Linked DNA regions of Mus musculus: region 1 is linked to region 2. A link is a loop called in an ENCODE intact Hi-C map of the cell type or tissue named here. Cell type or tissue: gastrocnemius. All regions are shown on one strand. Each heading gives the region's core, and the rest is flanking DNA. Links, peaks and the distances in the headings are about the cores only.

Evidence for each region. Hi-C counts contacts between places; a loop is a spot of excess contacts. Peaks named below come from ENCODE experiments on the same cell type or tissue, not always from the same donor. Only the 100,000 strongest peaks of a DNase experiment are listed, where the experiment ranks them.
Region 1: it touches region 2 in a loop (7-fold over the local background); 2 of 42 quality-filtered maps call a loop at or near these places.

The regions. Positions count from the first base shown.
Region 1 is chr11:72,212,776-72,218,147 of GRCm38, reverse strand. It overlaps Med31 (mediator complex subunit 31), which reads left to right and starts at 2,556. Exons shown (of 4, transcript NM_026068.2): 1 at 2,556-3,187; 2 at 3,933-4,010; 3 at 4,275-4,371. The coding sequence starts at 3,160. 4930563E22Rik (RIKEN cDNA 4930563E22 gene) reads right to left here and starts at 3,010. Exons shown (of 1, transcript NM_001163728.1): 1 at 1-3,010. The coding sequence starts at 2,817. The coding sequence ends at 2,428. In gastrocnemius, for the core only: CTCF peaks have their summits at 2,786 and 2,990; DNase peaks (open chromatin) are centred at 2,488 and 3,021; H3K4me3 peaks cover 1,995 bases; H3K27ac peaks cover 1,680 bases.
Region 2 is chr11:70,979,710-70,985,081 of GRCm38, reverse strand. C1qbp (complement component 1, q subcomponent binding protein) reads left to right here and starts at 2,056. Exons shown (of 6, transcript NM_007573.2): 1 at 2,056-2,357; 2 at 2,762-2,912; 3 at 4,979-5,072. The coding sequence starts at 2,132. Dhx33 (DEAH (Asp-Glu-Ala-His) box polypeptide 33) reads left to right here. Exons shown (of 12, transcript NM_178367.4): 12 at 1-991. In gastrocnemius, for the core only: a CTCF peak has its summit at 1,980 (motif pointing right); a DNase peak (open chromatin) is centred at 2,035; H3K4me3 peaks cover 1,748 bases; H3K27ac peaks cover 1,488 bases.

The DNA of each region.
Region 1 (5,372 bases), core at 283-5,282, 1.2 Mb before region 2:
CAACAATTACCTTCATTGATGTACACTGTCATTTTGAAGCTGTGGAATGTATAATATAGATTTATGGCAAAGGTGTTTCATTACATTCATTCTCTCTCTCTCTCTCTCTCTCTCTCTCTCTCTCTCTCTCTCTTGGAACATGAATAAGTGAAATATGGAGGAAGAATCCTAGATAAAAATAAGACCAGGACCACAGGGAATCTACCAGGATCCTTCCCACGCCCTTCCTGAAGCATCAACGATCCAGAAGCAGGCGCCTGGCTTTCCCAGAGTCACATTCAGCCAGTCTTCCAAATACTACTAAAAGAGGAAACAGAAGCAGTCACTAATGGAGAAAGGTCTGGACAGACAAACACATCTCTGACATTATTTCCAGGCTAGTAATGGACAGGAAATATAATATCGTATTAACTGTTATGTTGATTTATTTTGTTACATTAGACACATACCACTTTTGCAACAAGAAGATAATGAGGAACACAAAGAGAAGCAACTGCTTTGTTTGTTTTTTTATCTGTTTATTTAAGGCACAGTTGGCCATATTAAAAAGAATTAGTAAACTGGAAAAAACTGACAATTCTTTGCTATTAGCTAATTCTTTGATACTAGCAGTTCTGTGAGGCAGACAGGCATTCAGGTAGCCTTGGGGTAGTGATGGTAGTTATAACATCAACATCTTTAGCAGTTATGACATTTCTTCTGACCTGCGCCCCCATTCTGCGGGGACAGTCCAGTACACTCCCTGGGACTAAATTAGTGCCTGGAAGTAGTAAGTGCTCTGACTCATGAGGAGTCCTGCAGAATCAGCATCTGCAGCCTTCTGTTCTAGTGGCAAGTAGCACATGCATTATTAAAGCAGGCTAGAGAGAGGGTTCCTTACAGAGCAACACATCCTCTTCCTCTGAGAACGCTTGCTTTTGTTCCTCACCGGAAGATGCTCTGAACACACTTCCATGACTGTCTTTCAGGCTTTTCCGCAATTCTGCTATGCAGAAGTCAGGGGTTTGCTTAGTGCACCACCCTCTAGCAAAGTTGCTAGAAACCTCAATGTTTCTCAACTTCACCAATGACTTGCCTTTCTCAGCACAGCGATTCTTTGTTGGAGGAGGGACAGGGTGTTGACCTGGGCACCATAAGATGTTAGCAGCATCCCTGGCTACTAGGCACTTGAGGCAAGCAGGAGCACCTTCCACGCTGCCCCAAACACACACACTTCTGGAGACAAAATCATTCCCAACTCGGTTACCAATGCAACTTCGATGGAGAGGTAGTTCTAAACTGTAAACTGCAATACGCACTTTGCTCCCTTGCACTAAATTCTTTTGATGATCTCAGAATAAAATTCAAGCTCTTTACTGTAATCCCAGAAGATTTCCAAGACTCTATATGAAGTGGCATCTTCCTCCTTTTTGTTTTCTTCCTTATACCACGCTCTCATATACTAACTGATCTTTCTCTTACATAAACATCTTTGATTTTTAAAAAAAATGTAGACTTTCCCTTCTGTCTAGAATGCACTTCCCTCTAGATCCTGATATGGCTCACTGTCCACTCACACAAATCTCGGACCAAATGTAATCAGCAAGGCTTTCCCTGACCATATTCTCTAAAGAGTTCCCTACTCTCTACCACAAGACAGACAGCCTTTCCTTCGCGGGAATACAACAGCATGTTGTCTTACTTTCCCCTTTGTTGCATGTCTCTTCATTAGAGGAAGATCCTAGTCTTTTCCACTGCTCTAGCTGCCATGCTCTAACTACTACCTAGCATGCAGTAATACTCAGTTACCATCCTGTCAATCTCACGCCTCAGGCCAAGTGTCATGGCTTCTTCTTTACTTTCCCTTCCAAGATTATTAATGGTTTTATTGATTGTTTATTAATTGTCCTGTTTTTTCCTATACCCCCTGATTTAATTTTTTAAGTGTGGGTGGAATACTATGTATGACAACATGAGAAAATGTATAATGAAATATAAGTATTAATAAAGGCCAATTAATAATGTATGAAAGATGATACCTTGCCCTGTAGGTTTCAAGCAGGTATATGATCAGGCCAGCGGTCAAGAATCATGACAAGTTTGGCCCCTCTTTGCAAATTTCAAGTCGTCAACACATCCTAGAGTGACCTAAGACTATAAAACTTACCTGGTGTAGAGACTCAAAGAATCTCATTGTCCATCAGCCAGGTTTATACTGCACTACCAGTCTGAAACCTTCTGTGCTGGCTTCAAGTTAATAGCACACTGGGGTCAACAACAGGATGGTCTAAGGTGCTGCAATGTCAATACATGTTAACAGCCCCCAGAAACCACAGCCTGTTTCTTACACTGATTTATGGGTTCTTTCCATGAAACCAAAGATGCTCGGTTCTCCTGGAAGATGGCTGGCTGGCAACTCTTCAGTCCTGGCTAAGGACCTTTGGCACTTCATCGAGCCATTCTGGCACTCTGCCTGGCTGGGCTCTCAACACGGTGCACAGTAGTCTCCACCCTCAGGGATGACGACGCCCTGACGTGGCGGGAGGACGTTTCCGTGCACTGCGAGGAGGTTTCCACGTGCTGGGAGGACACCTCAAGGAACTGAGGGAGTCGCTTCGTGGAGGGGGTGAGGGAGGGCCCCTCTCGGTGGCGCTGGGAGGTCTCCACCTGCCGGGAAGACGTTCGAACCTGCCGGGAGGACGTCTCCACGCGGTGGGATGACGTTTCCTCGCGGTGGGACGACGTCTCCACGCGGACAGTCGATGTCTCCTTGTGGCGGGTGCTTTCCACTCGCGGGGCGGAGGACTTGCTCCTAAGGGGCGAGGCCATCCTGCCCATACACCTTGGTCAGGTGGGACAAAGAGGCCCAAGGATCATGCTCTGCGTCACGTCACACAGGGAAAGGTGACGTCAGGGTGGTGTATTACGTCGGGGTAGGTAGCAGGACTCTGAGACCTAAAAAATGAGAAGTCCTCCGGCACGCCCCGCTCGATATCTGCGCGCGCAGCCGGCCGGGTCTGCACAGATAGGTGGGGCTAATTTTCCCATAAGTGAGGTTGTCCCCGCCCTCGTGTCCCACTCTGCCCCGCGACCGGAAGTAGGAGCCGTGGCTTCCGGATTCTCACCAATCGAAGTCGCGGTTCGGTCGGGGCTGGTGGTGTTCGCCTCACTCTGATTGTTATGGCCGCGGCCGTCGCTATGGAGACAGGTACGTTGTGACTTGCACCCCGAGTCTTCACCCCAAGGGAATGGTCCTACGCCCCGAAATTCCCTCCCTTTTCCCTTTTCCTGCGCTGTCTTTCGGGTTCAACTTGGCATCCTTAGAGTTGGGACCGGCGGAGGAGAAGGCTGTGCTGCTTCTCAGACTATGGTCTGTGAAAACATCTTTGCTCCTGGGTTGCTCAAACCCCTACTCCAACCCTGGCTCTTGGGGCCGTGCAGGGCCGTGGGAGAGGACTGAGACCTTCCACTGTCTGTGCTGAAGGTACTCCCAAGAACTTGCCCGAAATATCGATAACCTGTGTATTCTAATGCGGACACCGCCTTCTCTCCATTGTTTAATCACTTTGCATCATGCTTCGGTTTTGTGTAGCACATTGATTTTGCTTAACGTAATCACAGTTGATAGTTGTGGTTATAACAACTTAGGGAACCGCACAGCTATTACAGACTGTCCAGTGATCTCCGCTAACAAAGTGGCCTGCAGGTGGTAAATTCCCATTCAACTTATTTTTTCCTCAATTAACTTTAAAGGATTTCTTTACTATTTTTTGTTTTACTATTTTTGTTTTGGAAACAGGGCCTCATTACTTAGTGAATATATATATATATATATATATATATATATATATATACACACACACACACACACATATATACACACACGCATATACATATATCTTTAATTTCTAAGAAAGTCTCTTCTGCACTTTGATATTTGTCTTTTCTCCTAGATGATGCTGGAAATCGGCTTCGGTTTCAGTTGGAGTTGGAATTTGTGCAATGTTTAGCCAACCCAAACTACCTTAATTGTAAGTTAAGTACATCACTAACTTAAGCAACTAGCTCTTAATTTCTGAGAAGAGATGCAGTTTGTAATACTATTTATTACTTCGATGTGTTTGAATGGGATTTTATTTGTTCTGGTCTGTAAGTTAACTGGGCAAACAAAGGCTTGTGTTTTTAATTCCTTGTGTTCTGTTGGTAGGGATGTTAAGAGCTACTTTGTTTTAGAGATTACTAATCAGTAGTCCAGCGGTTGGTTGACATACGGATTGTTTCTTTGTGTCTTTCAGTTCTTGCCCAAAGAGGTTACTTCAAAGACAAAGCTTTTGTTAATTATCTTAAGTATTTGCTTTACTGGAAAGAACCAGAATATGCCAAATATCTAAAGTAAGTTTAATTTTTATAATCCTAAATCTGTGTATACTTTATCATAAATACAAAGTGCTGATACTGAGCAGTTTTCTCTGTGTGGGAATGGAAAATGATATTTTGAATCTTTCTGCTTTTAGTTAATGTAAGATACTGTCATCTGTAACTTAGATTATTTTAGGAATTGCATTTATTTCTGCTACCATTCTTACCTCACTCCCTTCAAACAGAACCAAACAACTGTCTTCATGGGAGCCAGCTTACTCTCTAAGTAATATAAGCCAGAACACACCACTTCTGTTCATGCAGGCTAGCTAAGATCCAGTCAACTGGTTTCAGACTATAGTTCTAATGTAATTTGGTGTCTAACCTTGTCACTTAGCACTGCCCTTGTCTTTCTGGATTTTTAATGCCTACCAAACTATAATCTAGGAAGGTAGGAAGTATTGTTTTCTGGGAGTTTTAGAGGTACTGCCCTTCTTTATAGTGAGTGTTCTTTGTTTCGAGCACTGTGCTAAATGTATTGTACACATTAACTCACTGTAAAAGAACAAACACGGACACTATCAAACTCAATAGCTTTGACTTAAAAAAAAAAAAAGAAGAAGAAGAAGCTGGCACACACCTTTAATCCCAACATTTGGGAGGCAGAGGTGGGCACATGAATTCAAGGCCAGCTTAGTCTACAGAGCTACTTCCAGGGCAGCAAGCTCTACACAGGTAAGCCCTGTCTAGATGTGCCTCTCAAAGGAGGAGACAACAGAAAAACCAGAAGTTTAGCCTGGCATCCCTTTAATCCCAGCTCTCAAGAAACAGAGTCAGGTAGATCTCTATGAGTTTGAGGCCAGCCTGGTTATGTAGCAAATTTCAGGCCAATCAGGTCCACACAGAGAGACTCTTTTTTGTTTTGTTTTGTTTTGTTTTGTTTTTCGAGACAGGGTTTCTCTGTGTAGCCCTGACTGTCCTGGAACTCACTTTGTAGACCAGGCTGGCCTTGAACTCAGAAATATGCTTACCTC
Region 2 (5,372 bases), core at 74-5,073:
AAACTATCGAGGTCTTTTCTGGGTCATGGGAACAGTAGCTTGCAGTGACTGGCTCCAGGGTGAGGCCTAGGACCTTACCCTGGAGGGACTGCTGCAGAGGACTGGGACCTCCCAGAAAAGGGAGTGATGGATACAGTTTCTAAGGACCCAATGTTTCTGTATAGAAATATGTTTATCATTCTAACATTGTGGGGGGATTTTAATAGAATATTTAGTTTTTTATTAAGCTTTTTTAAAAATTACTATTCAACACAGCTGCTCAGGGATTACATGAGGTGGGAGCCCCATTCTGACTCCACAGATCACTACGAAGAAATTAATGCTTATCTTCAGCCAAAGGGACAGCTCTCTTCAAGCTTTCTTAAGAAAGTGAAATGTTTTGTGGTTTTGCTGCAGTACAACCTGAGCTACTTTTCAAGTTGGCAAACTCTCCAACCTGAAGACTCCAGCCTGGACAGAATAGCCTCCAACAGACAGATGAACTTCCACAACAGCCCTGCGTGCTGCAGGGGTTTATCTTCTTGGTAACCGTGGCCTGCGACACCCGGGGCACCAGTTCCATTACCAGGATCCCTGTGAGAACATTTGCATCTCTTATAACAGGATTCCAAAACAGCAAAGTATTTACTGTGGCACAAATCCTTGTGCTCCAGCTACCAGGGTCTGTTTGGAACTGTGGCCGCGCATCTAAGATGCCATTCCTTGAGCACATAAACTAGACTATACCGGTGGGGAAACAATTCTCTATAGACTGCTGTAGTGTAGAAAACTGACAAGCGGATTTGGACATGTGCTCTGTTCTCTCTGGTCTCAAACATAAAAGAACAGTTCTAGTATATAATGCTCGAAATTTGCTTTTGACTATCAAATCCATAAAAACTGAATCTTGTATAATGATCTGTGTGGCCTCTTTTGTTGGGCCTCCTTTCCCTTATTTAAAGAATGCTGTTTAGAATATTAAACATTATTCTTACTGCCATTCATTCGATAAGTCTTGGTATCCAGCATTTACTTTTGTTTTTTTTTTTTTTTGAGAAGTCTTTTTCATGTGACCCTGACTGTTCTGGAACCTGCTGTGTAGACCAGGCAGGTCTCAAACTCAGTTGTTTGCCTACCTCCCTGATGCTGGGACTATAATGCATGAGCAGGGCTTTTGTTGTTTGTTTTGGGGTGTGTGTGAGTGATTTGGTTGGTTTTTGTTTTGTTTTGTTTTGTTTGGGGAGGGGAGTGGTTTTGTTGATTGGTTGATTGATTGATTTTTTTTTAAATACCTTTGAGTGTTTTGGTATCTGCTGCCCTGGAACTGAAGTTAGATAGTTGTGAGCAGGCATGTGGATGCTGGAACTAGAACTCTAGTCTTCTGCAAGAGCAACAATGCTCTTAATCACTGAGCCATATCTCCAGCCTCTTATCCTTGATTCTTTTTTTTTAATAGATATTTCAAATGCTATCCCCTTTCCTAGTTTCCTCTCCAAAAATCCCCTAAACCCTCCTCCTCCCCCTGCTCCCCAACCCACCCACTCCCGATTCCTGGCCCTGGCATTCCCCTGTACTGGGGCATATAATCTTCGCAAGACCAAGGGCCTCGCCTATGATGTAAGCCATATATTCCTGCTCCCAGGAAACCGATGGTCCATTAAAACTGGCCCATGAATTGTTAGGGCGTGCAAAGGTTTCCAACATAAATCCTTCATCCTGTTCTTGGGATTCTGGATCTAATGTCTAATGAGGCCAGGATGTCCACTCCACAGCAACTGCGTGCAGGTCAGCCTGGGCTTTCCAGAATTAGTCGGTTTCAGAAGATCGTTAAGTGATCTTTGAATATACGGTTTTGCGCGAGTTGGGGTGAACCTGAACGCATTCCGCGGTAACAAAGCTTGGTGTGGATTGAGAAAAGCAGGTGAATTGGGGAGAGTGGGCAGCAAGGGAGACATGGTGGTCAAGGTAGCTGAGTCAAGGCCTCCCCGACTGCACTGGCGGCTCCCAGCAGAGGGCGCGGTCCGGCCCGGATGACTGCAGTCCTCTGGGGTGGAAAGCGCTTCCCCGGGCGAGGGCGGGGCTTCCGGCAGCGCGCGAGGTCACACGGTGCCTTGGCCCGGTCGTCCTTCCCTCTGCACGTGTCCGCCCCGCGATGCTCCCTCTGCTGCGTTGCGTGCCCCGCGCCCTCGGCGCCGCCGCCTCCGGCCTCCGAACCGCCATCCCGGCCCAGCCGCTTCGGCATCTCCTGCAGCCCGCGCCCCGGCCATGCCTCCGGCCCTTCGGTTTGCTCAGCGTACGGGCCGGCTCGGCTCGGCGCTCTGGCCTCCTGCAGCCCCCGGTTCCCTGCGCGTGCGGCTGTGGCGCTCTGCACACGGAAGGTAAGGTTCACGCACCCTAGTCGGAGTGCGGCCACCCAGCTTGGAACAGACCCTCGTGATCGAAAGCTTCCCCCCCCTTCTCGCGTCTTGGAAATGTGGCTTAGCAAAGTCCGTAGGGTCGTGGTTTCAAAGTGTGGTTGTTGGTTATGTCTTTTGGAACCAGAAAGAGGATAATTGGGAATTCTTTTGTTTAATATGGGAAGTAATAGTAGTGAGTCCATGATAAGAAATAACCATCTCATGATAAATATCAGTTCAGCTCAGTAAGTATATCCTGCTCTTTTTATAGAGTGAGAAACGGACGTTTTAAGGAGTGATTTGGGCTAGTGTCGTAAGAATGGATACAGTCCGGTCTATCGGTAACCGGCTTTTCTCCCTTTGGGTCATCTTGGCTTTTCTTTTAGGAGACAAGGCCTTCGTTGAATTCTTGACTGATGAAATTAAGGAAGAAAAGAAGATCCAGAAACACAAGTCCCTTCCCAAGATGTCTGGAGATTGGGAGCTGGAGGTGAACGGCACGGAGGCTAAATTATTGCGCAAAGTTGCCGGAGAAAAGTAAGTGGCCCAGGGCTTGTATTCTGGGTTCTCAAGTCGGGAATCCCTGACTACAGCACCCTGTCCTGGCCATCCCCAGGAGAGCCTCAGCTTAGGCCCAGTACTTTGATAAAATGGCTTTTCTTTTTTGGGTTTGTTTGTTTTTTTTTTTTTTCCGAGGAAGGGTTTCTCTGTGTAGCCCTGGCTATCTTGGAACTCACTCTGTAGACCAGGCTGGCCTCGAACTCAGAAATCCGCCTGCCTCTGCCTCCCGAGTGCTGGGATTAAAGGTGTGCGCCACCACAGCTGGCCAATAAAATGGCTTTTAAGAAAGCATTTACTTGGAAAAGTTCTTAGGTTCCAGGGAGTGCATTCTCTGAATGAATACAGACTTCTGGGCTTGGTTATTAAGGAGGCCTGAAGCAGCTCCAGGGTGTGTAGAGGGGAGTCTGGGAGCCACAAGCGCAGTCACTGGCTTACTAATGAGGGATGCTGTGCCCAGTCTGGACCTAAGGGCTGGGACTTTTTTTTTTTTTAATGTTTAATAGTACTGATAAATTCATTTGTTTAGAACTCCCATCTGGCTTGTGTTTGTAGTAGTTAAAAATGCAAGGTATGTAACTTTTAAGGAAGAAGTTAGAGTGTAGAAAGGCCATCAGACAAAGGTAGAAGGTTCTTAGCCAAGCTTAGCTCTCGCTTTCCTAAACCGATCATTTCTGAGACAGGGTCTCTGTGTTGCTGCTGTAGAGCACAGACCAGCCTCTGACTCTTGGTCCTTCAGACACCTGTGTGCTGAGGTTGTAGGCACGTGCTACCACACACCCTTAAGACCGTTAAGCCCTTGTTTGTGCTGTTCTGTGTTACACAGTCGCCCACGGCCTTCCTTAGAGAAGTCTACTTGGACTCTTGAGTGCTTCTCTAGCATGCGTGAGGCCCCAGGATCCATCCCTGGTGCTTTAGGAACACAGTGTACAAGAAAGCAGTTTTATCCAGTGGGGCCTATAAGCCTAGTGGTAGGTGTGTGTGTGTGTAGATTAGAAAGTTCAAGGCTAGCCGGGCGTGGTGGCGCACGCCTTTAATCCCAGCCAGGCAGAGGCAGGCAGATTTCTGAGTTCAAGGCCAGCCTGGTCTACAAAGTGAGTTCCAAGACAGCCAGGGCTATTCAGAGAAACCCTGTCTTGAAAAGCCAAAAAAGAAAGAAAGTTCAAGGCCAGGCTGAGCAGTGGAGGGAGGGGCTCGCCTATAATGCTATCACCCTGGGAGGCCGGAGTAGGTGGATTTCTGTGAGTTCAAACCAGCCTGGTCTATGAGCAAGTACCAGAACAGCCAAGGCTACACAAAGAAACTCTCTCTTGAAAAGCCAAGAGAGGGAGACTGACTGACCCGGCTCAGCTTAGTCTGGGCTGTCACAGGTTGTACATGCTTTCTGGTTTCATCTTGCCATTCTTTTTTTGGTGGCAAAGTGGCAGCAAGGCATTGCCCAGATGAACTCCGGGAAGCAGCACCCAGTACCCTCTTGCTTGGGTTAGTTGGCCCTGCTGAATCAGTGTAGCCCTGGAACTTCTGCTTGCAGGTGTGGAGGCAAAGGAATTTTATCTGATTTCAGAACATGTGCTGTCACATAAGAATTCTGACCATCTCACATGGGCCAGGGTGCAGCCGTGAACTTCGGCCAGGCACGCACAGAGTACTTGTTTGAGCTCCAGAATCCCCCAGAAGGGGGAAGAGCCACTAGGTGTTTCAGTTCCTAGTTTGTGACTATGCAAAGTGAATCTGCTCTGCAGCACGTGTGAGGCTTCCTGGAGCAGATGGCTTCCCTGGAAAGACCCCCGGGACACCAGCCTGGCAGCTACATCCACAGCTGTAGTCATTTAATTTGTAGCACTTTGTATGAACACTTCAGAAGGTGTTTAATGGCCGTGTTGGTTTAGGCACCCAGGCTGGTTTTAAGTTCTGTTTAAGTCCTGGTGCAGCTCGCTAGGATGGAGACATTGTTTTAGCGTGCCTTCGCACCTGCCCTACCGCAGCAGGCCTCCCTCTTCCTGTGCTAATAGTGTACCTTAGTGTGCTTCTACTTGCCGTTCTAGGATCACGGTCACTTTCAACATCAACAACAGCATCCCTCCAACATTTGATGGTGAGGAGGAGCCCTCACAGGGGCAGAAGGCTGAAGAACAGGAGGTAAGCTAGTAACACTCCAGCCAGCCAGTCTTTCTGTCCGAGAAGGAGGAACTTTTTAGGTAGATTGTGCATGGACCATGTTCTCAGAGTGTGTGGCCCCCTGTAGAGCTTAGGCTTCATTATTGGCCTGTGTCCTCTTAATACAAAGGAGCTATGACCGCCCACCCCTGCCTGTGTGGGGTATGGGAGGACTTAGTCTACAGATAACTCTCATTGGGAGTGTTTTCAGTGTGAAAGATGACAAGTGGATGGTCAACACTCGTCGTGTGACCAAGATAGGAAGGCTGGGGTGGTGGGGCT